2 separate regions of the Homo sapiens genome follow, and region 2 is linked to region 1. A link is a loop called in an ENCODE intact Hi-C map of the cell type or tissue named here. Cell type or tissue: heart left ventricle. All regions are shown on one strand.

Evidence for each region. Peaks named below come from ENCODE experiments on the same cell type or tissue, not always from the same donor. Only the 100,000 strongest peaks of a DNase experiment are listed, where the experiment ranks them.
Region 2: a loop joins it to region 1, with 4 times the contacts of the local background. A loop is called at or near these places in 87 of 110 quality-filtered maps.

Annotation. Positions count from the first base shown.
Region 1 is chr6:111,719,620-111,724,619 of GRCh38, forward strand. FYN (FYN proto-oncogene, Src family tyrosine kinase) reads right to left here. Exons shown (of 14, transcript NM_002037.5): 4 at 186-443. The coding sequence starts at 432. Among named protein-coding and RNA genes, the nearest start is that of TRAF3IP2, 120 kb to the left of the region's middle. In heart left ventricle, a CTCF peak has its summit at 2,220; a DNase peak (open chromatin) is centred at 292; H3K27ac peaks cover 869 bases.
Region 2 is chr6:111,989,479-111,994,478 of GRCh38, forward strand. It overlaps LOC105377947 (a long non-coding RNA gene), which reads left to right. Exons shown (of 3, transcript XR_007059710.1): 3 at 1,051-1,428. Among named protein-coding and RNA genes, the nearest start is that of CCN6, 62 kb to the right of the region's middle. RefSeq lists an enhancer at 3,510-3,659. In heart left ventricle, no CTCF peak of the experiment used is centred here; no DNase peak of the experiment used is centred here.

The DNA of each region.
Region 1 (5,000 bases):
AGCATTTTGTTTGTACATCAAACTCTGGCTTTTCTTACAACCCCTCATCTAGTAGAGGAGACAGATTAGAAACTTACATGTGAAACCCCTAGTCAAAGGGAAGTGATGGGAACCCAGATGTTCAATTGCCAAAAGATTTAAGGGTGGCTGCCCCCTCTCTGCACTCTGTGACTTTGGGGGCTTACCTGTTCCTCCTCTCGTACGCAAGGTCCCCGTATGAGACGAAGAGTTCACACCTCCAAAGACGGTGAGTCCTTGGCCCCCGGCTGCGTGGAAGTTGTTGTAGTTGGGGATGGAGGTCACACCGAAGCTGGGGTAGTGCTGAGGGGTGGGGTCTGTGCCATAGCGGTACCCAGAGCTCTGGTTCAGGCTGCCGTCCCTCTCCTCCGTCAGTTTTGTTGCTTCTTTATCCTTACATTGCACACAGCCCATTATCTAAATTCCTGCCAAAGACAAAAAAGGGGGCACGTAAGCTGGGATGCTCCCTAGTTGCTGGGTTGCTCTACAGTAAACGAGGAGTAATTGACAAGGCTCACTGTTGGCTATTTCAGGCCTATTAGGGGGCATGAGGAAAGGCAGTGGCTGGGGAGATGGTTAGGAGGAAGTTCAGTTCCTTGACCCCACAATCGCATTTGTTCCCCATATGTTCTGGATGACAGCATCATCACGGAGCACAATGTTCACCATGCAGCAACTTTCCTCGAATAAGGCCTGTATCTCGTAAAATTCTGTAACAGCATACACCTGCCTACAGACGGTCCAATCATATTTACCAATTCTGCCTTTAGCCATCTAAAAAAAATAATACATGCTCTGTAGAATGAGTCTATGCAACATTAGAATAAAAACTTCCATCAGGGCACAGGAAATTTAAGGAAGAGGGCACAGGAGTGTTGGATAAGCCAGAATACAACCTTCAATCAAGTCACTAGACTGCTTCACTCATGGGTACCACATCTTCAGGCACAAAACTGGTCAATTTTAAGCACTAAGATGATGCTAAGTATCAAAACTAAGAACTAGTTACTGGATGAAAAATAAAATCGGCAGAACCTAAGAGGTCAGAGTATATTTGCAGGATGTCATGATAGTCTACAGTAATGAAATCACTTAAAGCTGCTAATTAACTTTTCAAATTTCCATTAGCTTTTGACATCCTTCAAAAACATTAAAAAAAAATCATTCCCATGTTACAGAGTTAGTGGCGGATTAAAAACTCGAGTTGTTGCCACCCCACCCTCCTCAAACCCTCTTCTCCCAGGCTCCTCATCTAAGTAAATGGGACCACCAGTGTCCCAGTTGCTCCAGTCAGCATCCTGAGAAGCATCCTCATTTCCTCCTCCTTGTTTACTTCCCACTCTTCCTGTCTCGGCTCTCCTATTCAAACACGCCCAACTTCTCAGATCCTCAAAGACTCCATTCCCCCACCCGCTTCGGGCCTTGGAACATAACCTTGAACACTTTTTCCCCTTCCTCTTTGATATGTGACGTATCCATGTCCTAGTTAATAAGGCACCGCTTCCTCTGCAAGGCGTTCTCCGACTGCCCTGCCCTTCCAGGCTGGGTTGTGCTTTCTGAAGTGCTCCCATGGCATCCTCATCTCCCTCCTTCTGGCACCCTTGGCGCCATATTAAAACAGGGCCTGTTTATTTGTCTCATTGCCCAATGGACTGCAAGTTCCAGGAAAGCGGGACCCTGTCTGTTTTCATCACAGCTACATTGCCAGTGCCTGGAACAATAAATAGCAACCAGATGAGTGAAGATTCTGTAGCCTATTATGTTTCTCTTTTACCCTCTCTGTATTAAAGCCGATCCCTCCTGTGACTTTGAGATGGAGTCTCACTCTGTTGCCCAGGCTGGAGTGCAGTGGAGCGATCTTGGCTCACTACAACCTCTGCCTCAGCCTCACAAGTAGCTGGGATTACAGGTGCCTGCCACCACACCCAGCTAATTTTTTGTATTTTTAGTAGAGATGGGGTTTCACCATGTTGGTCAGGCTGGTCTTGAACTCCTGACCTCAGGTGATCCGCCCGCCTCGGCCTCCCAAAGTACTGGCATTACAGGCGTGAACCACCGTGACAGGCCCCTCCTGTGACTTTTATCAGCAGTGTACCTTGCATTTTAAAATCTACTGGTATGTGTGTGAGAAGTGAAGAAGATTCAGAAATACAAGTTGGTTAAATGGTCCCCCTTTGGACTTGCAATACCCCAACAAGCCAACAGGGGTCAGGTAGAACAGGCCAGTGGAGGTCCCTGCCAAAACCGCAAACTAGCCCATTTGGGACCAAAGAATCACATAAGAAACACATGCCATCATGTGTAATAACATTTATTCACTGGGGAGGGCACAGCTGGCACAGGATGGGAAGGGCTTGAGGCAGCAAAGGAGAAGGCATGCTTTTCTATACTATCTTGCAAACCAATGCAGGAGGTGCCATATCAGAAGAGTGCTCCCTGGGCACTCTTCTGAGCACTGCTTTTCTGCTGGACTGGGTGATGGGAGCAGTATCAGACTGTTCTAAAGCTCTCTCATATTACACATTTCAATAAATACTTATTGAATTGAATGTCAGTTCTTGAGAATGAAAATGTTTGGAAAAGAGACGCCTACTGCTTGAGCTGAGCTCACCAAATCTGGAACACATTTACTCCTAAATCATTTGAGATTAACTTACAGTATACCGTGCCCAACATGCTTTGTAACTTATGGTAAATGGATATGATTTTAACAAGTTTCCAATAGGAAATGCAAGCTATTTCCAAGGCATGATGTACTAAAGGAATTTCATCATTTGTTGTTGATGTTGCTTCATCAGACTGATAACTTGCTCATATAATATTAACTCTTTCGTGGTGGAAAGTTGCTCCACATTTCTGCAAAGACCAGACAGAAAACACTTCTTGTCCCAGATGTTTTTTCTTTTTTTCCATGAATTTCACTGATCTACTGTAATTAGAGAATGTGAGACCTGAATCACAGACTCATATCACTTACAGCAGTGGTTCTCAGCTGGGGGTAACTTTACCACTCCCCTGCAAGAGACATATTGGGCAATGTCTGGAGACATTTTGGGTTGTCACACTCAGAGGGGAGGGATACTCCTGATACCTACTGGGTAGAGGCCAAGAATGCTGCTAAAACTTCCTGCAATGCACAGGACAGCCTCCTACAAACAAGAGTTACCTGGCCCCAAATGTTAATAGTGTCAAGGTCAAGAAATCCTGATTTACACGAAGGAAAGAATTTATATCTACATCTTTGAAGCAGTTTAACAGCTGTTTCCCTTACATGGATGTGATTAACATGCAACCCATCATGCTTTCTTCAGGCGAACAGGCATGTTAGGTAGAAGCAGGCAGTTTTAAAGAGTGACATGAAGTGCTCTGATTTTCTCTAGAAGCTTGTGCACTGTGATAGAGAAACAGAACCTGGAAGTAATGAGAACACTCATTGCAAACCACTCTTCCAACTCCAGCAAAACAAAATAAGCCCCATATAAGAACCCTGAAGAAAACAGGATCCTACATTTAACCAAACTAAGAAAAAATAATCTTTCAAAATCCACTTTAAAAAAGAAATATACTATAATAAGCAACTAGCAGCTTATCTATAATTTTATGAAGTAATAGAGAAGAAAAATCATCAGCTCCTTGAAGGCAGGAATTTTTGTTTTTTTTTAACTGCTGCATCTTGCGTGGCCAGAACAGTGCCTGGCACACAGTAGTCACTCAATAAATATTAGTTAAATAAATAAATTAAAAATAATCAAAATCATTTTGGAGAAAACAATCCTCTTTTATAGAAGAGACAGCACCATCACCACTTCACGCATTTGACATTCTGAGTTAAGTAATGTTTCTATACAGATCTTGCTTACTCTTTTCTCTTCAATGACACATAGGAAGAAGTGAAAATAAATCAGTAAATGCAGTTTCAAGTCATTAAAAGTTAATCACAATGAAAATATTTATGTAGGAACTTGTGGTCTTCTTTCTCCCCCGTGGGGCAGTCAGACTAACTGCTTCGTGACAGAAGAGTCAGAAGACGCTACATGAGCTGTATTCAGTGTGCCCAGGCTCCTTGCTACAAGGCAAACTTTTGATCATTCATGCTAAAATAAAAGTATCCTTTATTATGCAGAGTTATGTGCTGTGGCTTTAATGTCCAATGCTGTAAGTGCATCGTGACATAGAATGTACTAATTCACTTGCTATAGATCTCTGGGGCACCGGGAAACACTGAATGATGCCATCGTGAATGTGGAGCCCTGGAGTTACTCTGATCAGGAAAATACCACATGCCATGAACTCATGGCTATAGTCTTCTGCAAGTTATCATGCCTAGAAAAACTGGTGAAGGGCATTTTCACCAATTGGATCCTGTGCCTGTGATCAAGGTGTCTGGATTACAGCTGTGAAGCCTCTATTCTCCAATCCTTTTGCAAAGGGAGGGGCCCTTTTTCTACTAAGCAAATAAAACTTGATCTATTTAAAATTTCCCTAGTCCTGTGGTTCTTTACAGATGTGCCAATAGTGTTAAGCAACCTGGGAAGAATTGCCGGACACAGGATTCAAGGAACGCCGCACCCTGCTCCCATAAGCAGGGCAGACATTATCAACAGATCACAGCCCTTTCTGCTGCCATGCTATGGGAGATATGCTTCTCCACATAGCCCTGTAGTGATTGACGGAAACTGACCTAAAGGATAGATTCAATCCTTTACTACCACAGGCACAGGGTGCTTCGATCCAAGATGAGTCTGGTTGAACATACACTCCCTCCTCCTGATGTAGACAGACCACAGTCCAGTCTACAAGATGCACATTAAACACAGACACATTCATATTTCGTCATGTGCCAATCAATAAAGCAATGCCAGTAAGCCCAAGTTATAAGCTTGCAGGACGTGTGATAAGATTTCAGGTGTGTGCAGGAGCTAGGTACCAAAATGGGAAAAAGGCCACTGGCAGTCTTCTGCACAAGCAAATTACTTTCTCTT
Region 2 (5,000 bases), 270 kb after region 1:
ATGCATGCTTGAATGGAAATGAATGAGAGAGGATAAGAACCTATGGGCTCTGGGCTATGGGGAAATGAAGGCATAAAGGGACTAAAGAACACGTGATACTTAAAGTAGAAAGGAGTTGAGATCCCAGAACAGGCTAGGGTTAAGAGGCTGCCTTCTCCATAAACTGAGATCCTAGGACCCCTTCAGGACCCCTCCTACAACAGATTTTGGGCTAACATCTAATTCTCTGCTGGGTTAGGCAAGAGGAAAGGAAACACAGAGGATTTGTAATCTCAGCAGGGTAAAGATTTGTATGAAATGCCCCTGTGAAAACCTTCACTTCCCTTGAGAAAAGTATCAGGCCATAGGTCAGTCACACTGTAAATGAAATGAGCTAGTCAGCTTACTTGCCTTCTGACATTTATATGAGGAGGGAGAAATTCGAGTTTGTGTAAGGGTAGGAGGCTTTGAGAGGTATGGGGTATTGGGGGAAGAGGGAGAAGTTATGCAGAGCTTGACACACTTCAGAAGAAATCAGGTGTGACAGGATGTTGTAATGGGGCCCTGAAACCAGAGGAAATAGTATGACATTCAATGTGTGTATGTGCCGGGTGTTCACAGGTGAGAAGGGGACCAAACAATATGAGGACCTACTCATAAATTTGTTTCCTAGACCAGAAATCCTGCATTTTGGGACTAGTGTTGGCTCAATATTCTAGAGGTTTTAATCTGTATGATGAAAATATTTGGTTAGCACTGGCCTGTATGTCTGAAGAATACATATTTCATTTTAAAGGTGGTTAGAAAAGAAATATTCTGAACAAAACAGACACCTCAAAGATCTGAGCTTTATATATAAGGGCAGCATCACCTTTTTCTGTTAGGCGGGACAGATCATCTGGTTGGGGATTCTAGAGTCTTACCACTCTCAAACCCAACTGCTGAGAAACCCACACTGAAAACTGAGAAGTCAGGCTTATGTCTTGAGACTAAACCCTAGTGACGTCCAGCTGAGCTTTCAGTTAACTGTTTTGAGATATGGTGAGAATAGCAAACTCTCCTTTCTCCTAGTTCTCTGCTGTCAAATGGAGAAAAACAAAAACAAGGGTCAGAGAGCTATTTTTATTGAAGATCTCAAGAAGGACCAAGTCATTCATCAAGTGGAGCGGATGTGGTCAGGAAAAAGGACTGGCCAGAGAAAATCCATCTGCAGAGCCTCATCCTTATTGGTCATTTTTCCCCAAAAGACATCCCAGGATTCCTGTATCCTCTGAATGTGACCCATCGCCACCTTCATCATCAGCCTCATCATCATCAATGTTTACTTATTTTAACCAATAGATACACAATATAAAATTCTTGGATGAAGAATAGCATTTTTTGAACTCACCTTTAATACAGAGAAGTATGGAGAGGTTAAACAAATAAAAGGATAGGCTACAATCTCAATTTTGATAAATCAATTTTTAAAAACCTGTCAATGGTTATAAAATGCAAATATACAAATAGGTATATTTGCATAATTTGTTTATTTGCCGTCTGATTGATGGACACATCCTACTTATTTATTTTTTGGTATTACACATTTTATTGCTATGAATATCCTCAAATGAACAACTTGGTGAACTTTTAGACATATACCCATAAGTTAAAGTCCTAGCACTGGGTTGGTTGAGTTAAAGGCTGCATGCATAAAAATCATGGTAGGTCATAGTTACCCTTTATTGAATAACTAATTTGGGCCAAGAAAAGTTTTATATGTTATTTTTAATCCTCACAACAATCTTTCAAGGTCATTGATAGTATTAGTGATTACAGGTGAGGGTGAACTGAACTTCAGGGAGGAGGAGGCTGTTTTGACGAATGCCTATTAACCTCTGTAGGGAAGGCATTAGGTTCAAGAGGCTGAAGAAGAGACCCAGAGCCAGAAAACGAGACTTGGGGTTTTATTAGGGGATCACATGCAGGGGAGAGAGTCAATGACAGTGGGCTGGACAAGATATCTGTATGGTCTGGTGGCAGCAGGATGGGTAGGAGAACCAAAGCTGCTTGCAAACATCATGCAGTTTATACAGCATTTTCACTAACACCCTCCCCTTAATGACCTCCACCTCGCAATGTCCATTAAGGCTCCGGGCCTCAATCCTCTGTATGGCCCGTGTCCCACGGGATGGGCTGGGAGCTCAGATGTTACTCATAGACAAGGAATAAATCTCTGGATTGGCCACTCCTGGATTCCATAGCTGGGAGCACACATTCAGATGCATCTGTCATACAAGGTCATTCAGACTACAGGGACCTCCCCCGACCCTAGGTAACAGAGCTGAAGAGTGGCTGAACTAGAATTCAGTCCCGAGTCTTTCCAACTTGGAACTGACACAGTCATCTGAAGGCTACAAATAACGTTGAAGAGAAGATCATAAAGCTGGAGAATCCTGGCCATCTCTTAGTCCACACCTCACCCTTTCAGACGTGGCAGGGAGACCCTGAGAAGCTTAGTGTCTTGCCAAAGGCTATAGAGGTAAGATGGGACCGGGACCCTGCCTCCCAGGACAGCGACCTTTACAGTACACTAGTGGTTTTGTATGTCTGGGGCCACAGAAGCCCTTTTTCCAAAAAAGCTTGTGTACAACGGCTAAGCTCAGGTTGCTCTGCTTGAATCATGGGAGGAAGCCCCAGAGCCTGCTTCTGTCTTGTTTTCTACTTTTCTCTCTCCCAAGGCATTTCTGGGGAGCACGGTTTGAAAAACATCCTTTTTAATACTGTCTTTGAATGATTTTTTTGGTATGAAAATAAATTTTTAAAGTGAAATAAAAAAAAAAAAGAAAAACACTTGTCTATAGCACAGCTATCTCTGTGTGTGGGGTCCATCATTCTTTCTAGTTGCTTTGAGCAAACACAAAACCTCTAACTTCTTTTTTTAAAATGGAAGACTTGGGGGCCACCCTTTGTGCTGTGGTTTCTTTGGCCTTATCCCATTGTCCAGGGGAGGCATTGGTGATGGAGCTTGTTCATTTTTCTTGTGCTCATTGGATATGCGATCACAGAAGATGTATCTAGGACTCTGGAAGTCATAGAAACTCACTATTATTAGTCTGAGAAAAAAAATGGGGAAAGTATAGGGAAGAAAAAAATAATCCAAACATTGTTGGCTGGGTGTGGTGGCTCATGCCTGTGATCCTAGCACTTTGGAAGGCAGGAGGATCATTTGAAGCCAGGAGTTTGAGACCAGCATGGGCAATATAGTGAGACTCTGTCTCTACAAAAAGTTAAAACGAAATTGGCTGGGTGTGTTGGTGTGCACCTGTAGTCCCAGCTTCTCAGCAGACTGAGGTAGGAAGATCCCTTGAGGCCAGGAGTTTGAGGCTGGAGTGAGCTATGGTCACACCACTGCACTCCAGCCTAGGCGAGAGAGTGAGACCTTGTCTCTAAAACAACAGCATGAGCAACAATAACAACAACAACAATGAAGTTCATCTCCAATTTCTTATCCTGTCCTTCTCCAGCTGCCTCCCACCTGGGGTAGCCTCAGTGGAGAAGCACAGCTGCTAAACTAACAAGCGCAGTAAAGCTTCCTGGGCCGGATGCGCCATGAGAAGATGGGTAAAAACATTAGGAGCCATGCACCCATAAAGGAAACCAAACAGGAAATTTGATGTGAATCATCAGAAAGCACCCTGTATGGAGAGAAGGCTGTGGGGCTTAGTCAAAGACAAAGCACATGTTGTGTTGTTTAGGGATAGTGGATGGGAGAAATCATATTAGCTGAATCTATAATAAGATAGAAACATAGAGTGTCCAGATTCTTGTAAAGCAGATGGTAAATGAATTCTGCTCCTGGAGAAGGACAGTTTAAGGAATTGGAGATGAATTTCAGCTTTAGGTACTATAAGAAAAGGCCATATTGATTCACAAGACAGTGAAGCCAGGTGTTCTGTTTCCAAGGGGCTGTGAAAGCCTTTGGCAGACTGTGTAGCTTCGGTTCATTTTCTGTCCATTTATCCACTTATTTCTGTGGCACCTGCCACGTGGGGGCTGAGAGGCAGTTAGCATTATTACACCTGCTGGCAGGCAAGAATAATTGGAGTTGCACAAAGATAAGCAGGGTTCTGTTCAGTTAAGAGCATCGTCTGAAGTGAGTGAGGCTGTCTGCACACTGGGGTGCTTTGTGGGGGTCCTAAGAGTGGTCTCTCTGAGACAGATGGTCTCGTAGTCCCAAGTCACTACTCTAATTGGTTTCTCCCGCGTATGTAGGAGGTAACAGGGGAAGGTGGGAGCAGGTCATTAAGAACCTGTCACACTGACTGCAAAGTTAGAGAGGCTGAACACTGAGGAGAGACTGGGGCTTGTTTTCTCCCAAAGGACACTTTGGAGGCAACACTCACTGCCTCTTGCTCACACCAGCTACCACTCTGATCCTCAGAAATCACAACTTTTTGCAAGCCCATTGATACAAGCTTGTGATGCCAATACAGGTTGTCAAGGTGGTTTTGAAGATGTTCAAGTCATATCCCATGAGGACATTAACACGAGGTTTCAGTCTTAAGCAGAAGTTAGAGGAGAGAAAGATCTAAGTGTGGTGAAAAGAGTATTGGACATTGGAGAGGTGGTGTTAAGGGTCCCTCTTGATACTGGGCATAGGAGTTATCTTTTTATCTCTTTCCTTTCCTGTAATATAAAGGCTCTGGTCCAGAAGATCTCCGAGGCCATTCCCATCAATACTGGTGGCAGGAAACTGTCTCCTCACTGCTCCCTTACACCCATTCTCTCCCCTCTTAAGCCACCTTATGTAGAGATAAATCTAACATTAGTTGAGTGTCTACTATTGCACTATTCAATATAATTTACAGATACAAACTCATTTAATCCTCATACAATCCTATGAGATAGATACTACTATTTCTATCTTGGGGATGAAGGAGTTGAGGCACAGAGAAATTATGTAACTAGCTTAGGGTCACACAGCAAGGAAGTGGCTGAGTCAGGACAGAAGCATTCTGTTTAAAAGTGTTATGGCTATT